Regions from separate parts of the Homo sapiens genome. Here regions 1 and 3 are each linked to region 2. A link is a contact called in ENCODE Hi-C data. All regions are on one chromosome and are shown on one strand. Each heading gives the region's core, a stretch centred on a gene start or an enhancer-like site at or near the end of the contact. The rest is flanking DNA. Distances are from core to core; before and after follow the strand shown. Region 1 overlaps LOC107984195 (a long non-coding RNA gene). Region 2 has its middle 40 kb from the start of LINC00703. Region 3 overlaps LOC107984195 (a long non-coding RNA gene).

Region 1 (4,037 bases), core at 517-3,016, 270 kb before region 2:
CATCACAGGAATGCTCTTTCTGGGATGTGAACTTGGTCTACTCTTGGCTTCTCTCTGCATCCCTGGGCATGTTCTCGGGCACTGACCCTTAGGCTTGCACTGACTCACATCGTGCGGTGAAATCTTCTCCAACACTGCATCTGGAAGCATGGGTCTGCCCCAGCAGAGACCAGTGGGTGACCGATACTGACCCATCACTGACAGATTATTTCATTTGCTTTACCAAAAGCCTTTTTGTTTTACCTCTAGCTCTTTCTAGATGACCTATTAAGTAATAATTGTACCTTTGTAGCTCCCCAGACATGCTTTGTTCTTATCACAAAGACCACATAAAAATATGTAGGTTAGAAAGATTCCTTTGTCCTATTGAATGTCAGATTTAACTCCTTTATTAGAACCATAGCTTTTACTTCTTTAAGCTTTTATTTAAGCTTGCTTGAGTTAGATTTCTATTACTTACCACCGAAAAAAAGGTGTGATTATATATCTTACCTTACCTGATGTTTCCTCTCTTTGAATCCCTTTAACATTCTAATGGATTGGGCCCCTGACTGATTCACGTGAGAAATTATGCAAGGATATAGAGTCATTATAACAACCTTTCCCAGAATTTTTTTTTGGTAAATAATGTATGGTGTTTATTGCAGCCCCTTCTTTCTTTTCTTTAAATATGATAGTGAAAGACTCTAGAGGAAACATATCCACTTCCTAAAGGTAGGACAATGGGCTGAACAGCTTAAGTGTCACAGTCGTTCTTTAAATCTTGGTGTTCTGAAGATTTTTAAAGGCCCATTTAAACCCTCCCATTGAGTACCTAAAATGGCGAGAGTTCTATGTTGTCTGTACGACATCCATTTATTGTCAGTATCTGTTTAGTCTATACAGTTTTCTGATAGTGCTTTGGGAAACCATGTAATATCATGTATGACACGATGCAACATAAACATTCTTCCTAGGGCCTTTTATGCTCATGAATCATGGTGCTTTGCTGAGGAATGGAGGGAAGAACATATTGAGAGGGACTGGAGCTTTTGCTTCTATGTGTGCATTCATCTATCATTCCTCTATCTATCATTTTCCTTCCTTCCTTGAAGATATTGAGCATTCACCAAGAATCCAGAGAGAAGCTTAGTCAGAAGGAATAAAAAACACCACTGGGAGGTGGCACTCCAAATTATTTCCCAAATGCAATCTAACAGGAAGTGGAATAATTCCCATAAATGGAGTTGAGATCCAGTGTTTTCTAAAGGTCTGGTGAGGACAAGCCTGGTTACTCAGCAGGCAACAGAGGCATCACTTGAGGCCATTGCAGCCCAGCTTTGGAAGCCTGGATGAATGTGTCAGTCCAGAAGCTGCCGCCAGAAGTCACACCCAGAGGGGCAGCTTAGAACAACACATGGCAAGAAAAGCTGCTTTTAAAAACTGGAGGCATGGATGACTTCTATAGGCCTCTGCTGAGAGCAAATGCCTTATCAGGTTGGGGAGAGATGCTTAGAGAAAGATAGTGCAGTAAAAAGTCAATATTAAATTGTTTTTCTCTGAAGTGTCCAATTAGATGACTTTGAACAATTGTATATATTCATGTTAGCAAAGCCCAGAATGAGATAAGGGACTTTTTCATTTTCTTAGAAAGTTCCTTCATGGACTCTTCAAACACTGCCTGTGCCTGCATTTGTATTTCATATCAACAGAATCACACCATGTGCACTTTACGTATGACTCCTTTGATTTAACATAGTGAGCTTGAGATTCATCAGGGTGGCTGCCTGTGCATGTGGCTTGTCTTCACTGCTGGCTTGTTCCGGTGAGTGTTTGTCCCAGTTTGCTGATCTCATGACCACTTAGTGCACATGGGGTTGTTTCAGGTTGGGGATATAAGGCACAGGCTTAGGGTGGAGCTTCGTCTCACCCTTTGGATACTCAGGGCTGTGATTGCTCCCTGTGGAGGTGCTTGGCCCAGTCTATGGGTAGGTAAGAAAATTGTAAGCTGCACCCAAAAGGATAGGATGTTTCAGGTGCAGACAGGGTGGGAAAGAAATGCTCCCGGCAGAGGCACACCAGTGTTCCCAGTGCTGAAGCTGGCAAGTCAAGGCACATTCCAGAAACCCAGACAGTGAGCAAGGCCAGAGCTGAGTGTGCAGAGGGGAACGCATGAAGATACAGATAGAGAGGTAAAAAGGAACCAGGCCATGGAGAGCCAGGCGCCCGGAGGCAAGGGAAGGCATTTGAACTTGATTCCCAGGGCAATGACAAGCAACTGAAGTGTTTTAAGTGAGGAAATTATTTGATTCGATTTTCCATTATAGAAAGCTAACAGTTAGGTTACTTTCTGTTTATTTTCTTGTGGTTTTCTCTGGGTATATAGTAAGACTGTTTCACTTTCCTGTTGTTATACATTAAATTTTGTCCCCCTGCCCCCGCAAAAAAAAAACATATATTGGAGTCCTAACCCCCAATACCTCAGAATGTGATTTTATTTGGAGATTGGGTCTTCACAGAGGTAATCAAATTAAAAGAGGTCAGGATGCTTGAGCCGGGGAGGCAGAGGTTGCAGTGAGCTGATAATGTACCACTGCACTCCAGCCTGGGCAGCAGAGCAAGAACCTGTTGCAAATAAAATGAAATAAAGAGGTCGTGAAGGTGAGCCCTAATCCAATATGACTGACGTCCTTAGAAAAAGGGCAAATTCAGACACAGAGACAGACATGCACACACCCACAGGGAACAGGCAGAGTTCAGAGTGATGCTTCCCCAGGCCAAGGAATGAAACAGATCATCAACAAACCATGAGAAGCCAGGAGAGAGCTATGAACAGATTCTCCTGCACACCCTCGGGAAGAGCCAACCCTGCTGACACCTTGATCTTGGACTTCCAGCCTCCGGAACTGTGAGACAATAAACTTCGGTTCTTCTAAGACATTCAGTTTGTGGTACTACATGAAAGCAGCCCCAGAAAACTAAGACACCCGCCCCTCCTTTCCCTTCCGTTCCTTTTAGTTAGGATGACCTAAGAAGAAAATGCTCTCACAAATACAAGTTCTCTGAAAGGATGATCTTTACTGGCAGTCATTTCTTGAGATCCCTGTGAGTTATTGAGATAACACTAGTTCCTTGGAGATTTTGTGTGTTGAACACATACCTGTTTATACCATTAGGTGTTGAACGGCATTGGGGTTCAAACTTTGGATGGACTCTTTCAGAGACATGAATTTGTTTAGTGCTTAGATATAGTGAGAGCTTTTCCAGAAGATGCAGGCATAGGAAACACAGACCTGAAAGGGATGTGACAGTCCTGACTCTTATGTATTTATTTATTTATTTATTTTGAGATGGAGTCTCCCTCTGTCACCCAGTCTGGAGTGCAGTGGCATGATCTCAGCTCACTGCAACCTCCTCCTCCTGGGTTCAAGTGATTCTCCTGCCTCAGCCTCCTGAGTAGCTGGGATTAGAGGCACTTGCCATCAAACCCAGATAATTTTTGTATTTTTGGTAGAGACAGGGTTTCATCATATTGGCCAGGCTGGTCTCGAACTCCTGACCCCAAGTGATCTGACGCCTTGGCCTCCCAGAATGCTGGGATTACAGACATGAGCCACCACACCCTGCCGACAGTCCTTACTCTTAATCCAGATAAGTCTGAGGCTCAACTCCCACCTTCAAGCGTCTTAACCATTGACTCTCCATCCTGAAGAATTCTTCAAAAGAAGCTGAAACCTCCCTGAGAAGTTCAATTTTATTTTCAGAGAATACTGGCCATTATAGAAGGTCCTTCCTTGTATTAGCCAGAAAATCTATTTGTGCACAGCCTGAGCTATTCCTCCCAGTTCTGTTTTGTGGCCCCAGAACAAGCAGGGTTCATCGTTGTCATGGCAAATTGCTGGCTATCTGAAGTTAGGTATCAGGTGCCTCTAAACTTCTCTTTCTGAGATCAAAGACTTAGACTTTCTTTAGTCATCTTGTGCCATACACTCCCTTGTCCTCTCTTTAGTTCTGTTTTTCTCTGAACAGGTCCCAGAGCCAGGGTTCTGATTCGATTG
Region 2 (4,278 bases), core at 1,755-4,254:
AGGCAACAGAATCAGAAAATTTGAAAACTGATTAGATTTGGGGATGGAAACGAAGGCCTAAAAGATGACACTAATTTCTCAATATTGATAAGTAGATGAATTACTAATCACACACACCCCATACACACATACTCACACACATATACACACTCATACATACATACGCCACACCCACACACATGCATGTACACATAAACATGCTCGTGCACACACATACATATATGTACGCACTCATCATGCTCATATACACACATACATGCACCACATAAACACACATACATACATGCACCACACCCACATGCATGTACACACATAAACATGCACACACATGCACATACTCATGCTCATGTACACACATGCACACACACGGGTGCACACTCATACAAACACATATACACACACACACCTCCAAAACAACAAAGCAAAAAAAGCATACAAGATTCTTTAAGGAGAGTGTGCATTAAGGAGAACAATCATCCCTGCACTTAGGGAAGGAGAAGGAAAGATGTCACTGGGTAGCAGGGACAGCTGATAAGTGGTCAGGATGGGCACATAAGGATCAGAAGAAGAAAACCCCCAAGAATCAGAAGAGTAGCAGGCCATGAATGCTAAGAGAAGTGCATGTTCTGAGAACTGCAGGCCAGCAGGGTCAGCCTGGTGCAGGCCAAGGAGCAGAAGGACTCAACATAGGAGACTAGATGGAGGGACCAAGGTAGCATGAGGACCTTTGCAGGAAATGTCTCTCTGGTGTAGATAAAGTAGAACATCAGCGTTAGTCAAGAAATAGCCAGGGGTGGGAATGGGGAGGACCAGAATGTAAATAACCACTCCTTCCAAGAAATCTGCCATTACAAGAGTAGTGGGAGATGGTGTATTCAATCAGACACACATGGCTATAGATTAAATGTCATCTGCCTCTGCAAAAAGTGGAGAGTTGGGCCATTTTGTTAGAATAGGCCTAAATATTCTTATGGGACAAAAAGAAAAATAGAAAATAGAATGAGCCTGCTAGTTTACCTCACTCTGTGCACAGTAATTCCGGTGCTGCTTCAGATTGCATTTTAATAATGAGTTACCGCAATGCGATTCCACCCCGTACCCACTAGGGTGGCTATAGTAACTATTTTTTTTTTAATGAACATAACAAGTATTGCTGGAAATGAGGAAAAACTGGAACCCTCACACATTGCTGGTGGGAAAGGACTATGGTGAAACCACTGTATCCACTGTGAAAAAACGGTTGTTGGTTTCTCAGAAAGCTAAAGGTAGAATTACCCTATGACGAAGCAATTCCACCCCAAGGTATATACCCCCCAAAACTGAAAACAGGTGTTCAAACAAAAGCTTGTGTATGAATAATCATAGCGACATTATTCATAATAGCCAAAAGGTAGAAATAAACCAAATACCCATCCACGATTGAATGGATAAACCCAACATGGTCCACCCATACAATGGAATATGATTTAGGCATAAAAAGGAGAAAAACACTAACATGCGCTCCCACATGGATGAACTTGGAAAACGTCATGCTAAGTAAACAAAGCCACACACCATCTGACTCCATTTAGATAAAATCGCGGGAATAGGCAAATCCACACAGACAGAAAGCAAATTGAGAGTTGCTAGAGTCTGCAGAGAGGAGAGAATGGGGAGTGACAGCTTAATGTGTGTGGGGTTTCCTTCCGGAGGGATGAAAACATTCAGGAACCAGAGAGTGATGACATTGGTGCGGCACTGTGCTTGTACTACATGGCTCTGAGTTGTTCAAATTAAATGGTTAAGATGGTAAATTTTTGTATGAATTTTAATAAAGTATTAGTTGGTTGCTTTTTAAAATTGCTTGACCATTTATGTCTTTATAAAGTAAGGAATATGTTTCTTTTAATAGGGCTCAAAAACTAAAGATTCTGAAACAGTCTCTAGATAACCTTGTAACTGCTGCTTAGACTACGAGGTAGTAATCTGACAAATTTCTAAATTACATATGACTTTTAAATTGTTTTTAAAAAATTATTGTATAGTTGGTAAGCTCCTATTTGGAAACAAGGGAATAATGAATTCTTAAAAGAGCAAGATTCTAGAGATTTTCTGTGAGAATCAGAGGATAAAACACTTTTATTAGAGTCAATGAAGCCATGTGCCCCTAAATATTTTATTTTCAAATTTAAAGTGTATGATTGATTGTCCAAGCTGATAATCAGCACCAACCCTCTCTTGTTTTCCTCGTGTATAATTTATATCCTATTATTTTGAAGAAAGACCCAAGGCAACTGTGCTATCCACATGTGTACATTGAGCCGCAGTCTTCCAGCTGTGCAGTTTCCGGAGCATTAAAAGAGTTATTCTCTCTTAAAACACAGGCTCACATGCCTGAAGTCCCACTCTTAGAAAATGATTTGATTTCTCCTTTCATCCAGGATCCTCTGATAAAGTGCCACTAATGACTCCTGGAGACAGCAGAGCAATGGGGCCCAGGCCAACTGCGTCTTCAGAGTCTGCACTTGTGACAGAAGGGGGCATCTATGTGGAAACCTCAGCATCTTCTCAGTGCATCTATTCCACAGCTGATCTGGGCCAGCTTGAGATTCCCTCTCTCACAGCACCCTCCACCCACCTCACGGAGGAGGCAAAACTATCTCTCAACTTTCAGTGTGAGAGTCTGAAAATGGGGAAGCTTTAAGAAAGACAGGTTTTTTTTTTGTCTGTTTGTTTGTCTGTTTTGTTTTTTCCTTAAAGCCCAAGGCTACCATGTTTATTTCTGGCTTTGGGTTTCTTTCTTGAAAAAAACCCTTTGATAGAAAGCACACCTTGAGTGACCTGCGCACCTCTCCTTTGACACAGATCCATTTTGTTTGGGGAAGTTGCATGGGAGGCAGAGTTGAAGCTGCTGCAGAGGTTTGTATTTCAACAGATCATTCCAGCTATCCACGCTCAGCGCCAGGGAATATGGAGACTATAACATAGTATGTGGCTGACGCAAGTTGCCTACATAACTCAGACGAGAGCTCCACACCCTGGGGCTGTGCCTCGCCACTTCTGTGGAAAACATTCTTCAGAGCTCTTTGGAACAGGATGACTCACATCAGGGGGTATTTTTAGGAATCTGTGAACTTGCATTTAGCTTAGAGATGCAAGATCCATCCAGAGGAGCTCTGAGCCATTACACACGGGCTGTTTTGAATGTTGTAATTCAACCACGGTTTCTTGGTCTACGATTGAATCATCCTCCAGTTAAGCATCAGAAGAAAACAGAAAAAGACTGTTGCTACAGCAGGGCATTTGATAACATGCTAAGGAAATCAGTGCCGGCAGCGGCCCCATGTATATTTTTACAGAAGAGCACCTGCTTGTTCCCAGCTCATCTTGCAATACTTGCTTAAATTTTGCAAATTCACTCCTAGAAATTTGTTGGATTGCATTAAAATATCAACACTGAAATTAGAGGCAGGTGTAGTCAAATGCATTAAAATGCCACTCTAAGCAAGGTCAGCTATACATAGTGCTCATTTATTTGCAGCTTACCTTTCAAACCACTGGAGAGAGGGGCAAATTGGAACAGCAGGTGCGGCCTGTGGAAGCTTTAAGCAGCATGAGACAGTTTCCCCCTGGAAGGTTGGGACCTCCCAGATACGTGTGTGTATATTTGTGTGTGTTATGTATGCATGTGTGTTGTATGTGTTTAAGTGTGTGTGGTTTTTTAATTTTTGTTTGTATGTATGTGCATTTGTTGTGTGTGTGTGTTTGTATGTGTGTAGTTTAGTTACTAAATAATCAGTTCCAGGTAAGAACAAATCAGTCCATCCATCAACCAATGAACAGATGAGTTGTAGGCAGACCTTTCAATGCTGAGAAATAGAATCTTTGTTTCAGTGTCAGGATAAGGAAATTCTGCTGTCAAATGTCCAGAGAATAAGGGTTAGCATTATTTGGGCTTGGAGGCAAGAATTTCTCATCTTCCAGTAATGATCAAAACCTGAACAAATCTAATAATATGTAAATGTCCAAAAAAAGAAAGAAAGGAAGAAGGAAGGGAGGAAGGAAGAAAGAAAGGAAGGAAGGAAGGAAGGCAGTGAGGGAGGGAGGGGCAAAAATGGTGAAGTTTATGAATTAAAGGAAAAAGGAAAGATTTTAGTCAACTTAAATATCGTATTTCTTTCACAGCTGAAGTTTTCTTCGTACATGTTTACGTTTTTTTTTTTCTTCCCTGCCTGATATTTTGATTATTTTTGCTGCTGGTTTGCCAGTATGTAAAATTTTCTCACTGACTGTCCCTTG
Region 3 (4,229 bases), core at 1,302-3,801, 310 kb before region 2:
TAGCTGCCAACATCTCTGGACTCCTAAAAGGACCTTTTTTTGGGACGGAATCTCACTCTGTCACCCAGGCTGGATCTCTGCTCACTACAGCCTCCACATCCTGGGTTCAAGCAATTCTACTGCCTCAGCCTCCTGAGTAGCGGGGACTACAGGCATGCGCCACAACGCCTGTATAATTTTTTTTTTTTAATTTTTAGTAGAGAAGGGATTTCGCCACATTGGCCATGCTGGCCTCGAACTCCTGACCTCAAGTGATCCACCCGCCTTGGCCTCCCAAAGTGCTAGGATTATAGGCATGAGCCACCACGCCTGGCCAGGACTTCTGAGTTTCAATTTGGAAATTTCAGAAAATCACAGGGCAGCTTCCCACTGGGACATGGCCCTGTGGCCCCTGCAGTGGACAGCTACCTTGGGGAGAGGGGCTGTTACTGCTCTGTTGTATGAAGTGCTTACCTTTCCTCCAATTACTATAGCCAGACAGGGGGACAGCAGAGGGTGAGGTGGAGGGTTGACTAGTCCAGTCCGGGATACCAGGACACCCTTGTGAGAAGGGGAGCCACTCCCTCTATTTCTCTCTGCAGCATATCAGAATGTCACTCATCTCCCACCACGCTTACCCAGGATTCACCATGCTGCTTTCTTGCCTGGCCTTGCTTGAGCGCTCTCTGGCCTCAGTATGCTCAGTGCACAGCATTAACTCCCATCTTCCAAGTCTTGACCATGCAATCAGAAGAGACATGGAGAACCTACCATGAGCCAGACACTTTTTCTACCCGTTTCCGTGCAATACTTCATTTTGGTTTTACAACATTCCTTCTGGGTAGGATGCACAGTTTATTTACATTTTATAGATAAAATTATTGAGGTGTCAAAAGGCTGAGTGGTTTTCCCAAAGCTACAACCTTGTACATTTTGGAGACAGGCCTGAAACTGTTGGAGGGGTTCAGAGCCCACCTCCTTCTCTTCAGCATCACTATGCACCACGGCTGGGCCAGCCCTGGTCTTGAGTCTCGTAGAAGGTCTCTATTTGCATTAAATGTTAACAAGAAGCCGTCATAGAAGATCCTCCTTCTGTTGGTTTCTTTTCTGCTTGGACTCTGGCATAGTAAAAAAATTCACACACAACTCATTTTGAAAAACCAAATGAAACAAAACAAAGGTCCTCTTAGTCATAGCATCAAAACTGAAAGTTAGTGAAGGGCTTAGAAATTCACCCTGACTTTACACAGGAGGTAATAGCCACTGGGAATACCGAGTAACTCCCCTTCCACCCACACCAGATGGTTTCTGGTGGAGCCAGGACAGCGCTCCTGCCCCAGGACCTCAGGACGAGGACGAAGTCCTGGGCTCTGTTGGAACACAGCATAGGATAATTCTCACAGCTGGGTGGGCCTGGGAGGCAGGAGGCAGATGTGTGCTGAGGGCCACCTGCCAGATTTAGAGATGGAGCACGGATGGATTGAGAAGAGGTTCTGAGACAGAAGTATTGCTCTAAGGATCTGGCGTAGACAAATAGACCCTCCTTGGAAAGATGAGTGGCCCTGGGGTTGTCCCCAAATCTCTGGACCAGCCCAAGCCTATGACTCCCTGCACAAGGGCACCTGCTCTCACTGCGCAAGGATCTCTGGACTTTCTCCTCCAAAGACCTGCTCCTGGAACACAGAGCCCCTCTTCTCCTTCGTATTGGGACCCGCCTGGCCTCACACTAGGAATGTCCCCTGGACAGCAGTTTGAAGGCCCTATGCTCGCTCACTGCACTAAGGATTCTTGAGCGATGGGCGACTTGGTCGACACACAACCCGGGCCCACTGTGCGGAATTGCGTCGAATAAGCTTCTCCCTGGGGCAGAGTCCCTGCCTGTCCTTGCCGCCCCCGTCCTGTTCTCGTCCCTCTATCCTCCAACCCTCCCCAAGGCCCTTTCTCCCCCTACTTCAAGGATGGGGCCCTTTTCCGAGCACTTTGCTCATTGCAAAACATAACCAAATTAAACAAAACAAAGCCCATTTTGGTTTGGGCCTCTAATGTTCTCCTAAATGCTCTCTGATTTTCCATTTGAACCCTAATTTTTCTCAGCCTATTTCTGCAATAAATTATCACTGTGTTTTGAGAAAGTGATAGATTTTGAACCCTTTGGCCCATATTCTTTAATGAATCCTCTTTTAGATTGTAGAGTTTCATCTGAGCTTCCCAATCTTAACTCCTCACTCCCCGCCTCACCCCATAGGGAAGTTAGAAGGATCCGAAGAAGTGGGTTCCTATCAGAGTCTGGCGTCTCCACTGTGGACATGCCACTTAACATCACCTGACCTCTGGATGAATCAAGTCAGTCAGCTTAGCAGGCTCTAAAGCCCCTTTAATTCAAAAACTTGGAGCCTGTATTTTCTTTTCCTTAGATGCCCATGATTTTTTTTAAAAATAGGGATTCTAGTTTTCCATCCAAGACCCTTGCACACTTCAGTACACTTAGTGTGGGGTTCACTTTCCAGACCCGGTCTCCAGGTGCTGTCTGCTTCTCCAGTCATGTTAGCCTGAAACGGCGACTGATTCATGTGCACACTTCGGCTCCCCAGGCCAGAATGCTGTCACTCTGGGGAGGAATTATGGTTTCACTTTTTGCTTCATTCCTGCTGTAGAGAACAGGCACCCATCAAAGTCCAGAGTAAACAGACACTGTTTCACGTGCAGCAGATGGAAGTCTTTATCCATGATTACTTTTGTCCTATGTCTTTCATGTCCCCCTGTTTTTTTGACGCCTCCCACTTTTCCCTTTTAAATACTCTGGGTGATGGTTAAAAGCAAGATGACTGCTGGTTTATTCGTCACACCGGAAGCAAGAAAAAGTTACATGCAGGCAAAGGAGCTGGATGCAGGATCTCATCTGAAGGACAAGATCACTTAGCCATGCACGGGCAAGAAAGAACTGAATGTTTCTGAATAGAGGAAACGTTAGTCCCGGATTTCAACCGAGAGAAGGAATGCTGAGAGTTCTTGACAGCGAGGGCTTCGGCAGGGGTGACACGCCTTTGATTTAGAATGGTTAGCACATACCCACATGCACACATGACCTGCCTTAGTTTCAGGATATGGAAACTTCTGAACAGAATTGTGGGTACAGCTGCATTTACACATATTTACTGGGCACTTATCACATATAGCAAAATATCCTGAAGAGTAAATTACAATCCTCTCCCATCTTGAAGGCACTTATGAAATTCTGTCTGTATTTACTCTTTCTTTAGGGTTAGTGAGCAGCAATGTGTTGCTGATAATTCTAATGTTGCTCCTGGAAATGTGTTATTTTAAGAGATTCACATCCTCCATGTGGGGTTGGAAACATCTGTTCAGAACAGAACGTATCAGTTAAGATTATATTTTGCTCCTCCCAGTTTGAGTCCAGATGGTTACATCTACGCGCTATGTACTACAAGTTTCAATTATCTACTGTAATTTTATTTCTTTTATTTTGTATGTCTAATGAAGCTAATATTTAAAATAACTCCTAATATATTTCTAATGTGCTAAAAGCTAAAGGTCCTTAAGTGTGTGTGTATGTGTGTGTGTGTCTGTTAAAATGTTGTAAGATTACTAGATGCTAAGAATGCCATTTTTAGGCCAGGCGCGGTGGCTCACTCCTATAATCCCAGCACTTTGGGAGGCCTAGGCAAGCGGATCACTTGAGATCAGGAGTTCAAGACTAGTCCGGCCAACATGGTGACACCTGATCTCTACTAAAAATACAAAAATTAGTGGGGTGTGGTGGTGCACGCCTGTGATCCCAGCTACTCTGGAGGCTGAGGTAGGAGAATCGCTTGAACCTGGGAGGAGGAAGTTGCAGTGAGTTGAGATTTTGCCACTGCACTCCAGCCTGGATGATAGAGACACTGTCTCTAAAATAATTAAATAAATGAATGAATGAATAAATAAATACATATTTGTAAAATGCTGTAAGATTACTGTTAAAACGTGTATAAAGCATATTATTAAAGGAAAGGTAAACATTCCCTCCGAGTGGATTTTCTAAATCCAAACAAAGTGAACTTCATCAGAAATAATAGCTTCAAGAAAGAAAATCATTTAAAATGGTGATGAATTGTTATTTAATTCAACAAAATAATACATAGTCCATCATAGAAACATATAATAAAGCGAATTTCTCATTGATCACTATTTTGAGAAAAGTGACAAAGCTATTCAAATGAATAAAAAGTATGTGAATTTTCAGGTAATTT

Evidence for each region. Hi-C counts contacts between places; a loop is a spot of excess contacts on that map. Pooled maps may share reads with other maps.
Region 1: a map of ascending aorta shows a loop between it and region 2 (2.5-fold over the local background). The contact joins two enhancer-like sites. A Hi-C loop is called at or near these places in 4 of 168 maps with a recorded cell type or tissue (aorta, ascending aorta and heart left ventricle) and 4 of 50 pooled maps.
Region 3: a loop to region 2 is called in a pooled map, with 6 times the contacts of the local background. The contact joins two enhancer-like sites. A Hi-C loop is called at or near these places in 1 of 168 maps with a recorded cell type or tissue (endothelial cell of umbilical vein), 1 of 37 single-sample maps with no recorded cell type and 8 of 50 pooled maps.

Annotation. Positions count from the first base shown.
Region 1 is chr10:4,072,850-4,076,886 of GRCh38, forward strand. All of the region lies in intron 4 of LOC107984195 (a long non-coding RNA gene), which reads left to right. Among named protein-coding and RNA genes, the nearest start is that of MIR6078, 84 kb to the left of the region's middle. Within about 2 kb of position 1,767, at least 4 of the 41 ENCODE cell types and tissues checked have a DNase peak (open chromatin) inside an H3K27ac peak, as active enhancers do; they include ascending aorta, where a contact is called at or near this core.
Region 2 is chr10:4,341,632-4,345,909 of GRCh38, forward strand. No RefSeq gene overlaps it. Among named protein-coding and RNA genes, the nearest start is that of LINC00703, 40 kb to the right of the region's middle. RefSeq lists an enhancer at 2,448-3,647. Within about 2 kb of position 3,005, at least 20 of the 41 ENCODE cell types and tissues checked have a DNase peak (open chromatin) inside an H3K27ac peak, as active enhancers do; they include ascending aorta, where a contact is called at or near this core.
Region 3 is chr10:4,032,425-4,036,653 of GRCh38, forward strand. The region is part of intron 2 of LOC107984195 (a long non-coding RNA gene); the gene reads left to right. Among named protein-coding and RNA genes, the nearest start is that of MIR6078, 43 kb to the left of the region's middle. Within about 2 kb of position 2,552, at least 12 of the 41 ENCODE cell types and tissues checked have a DNase peak (open chromatin) inside an H3K27ac peak, as active enhancers do.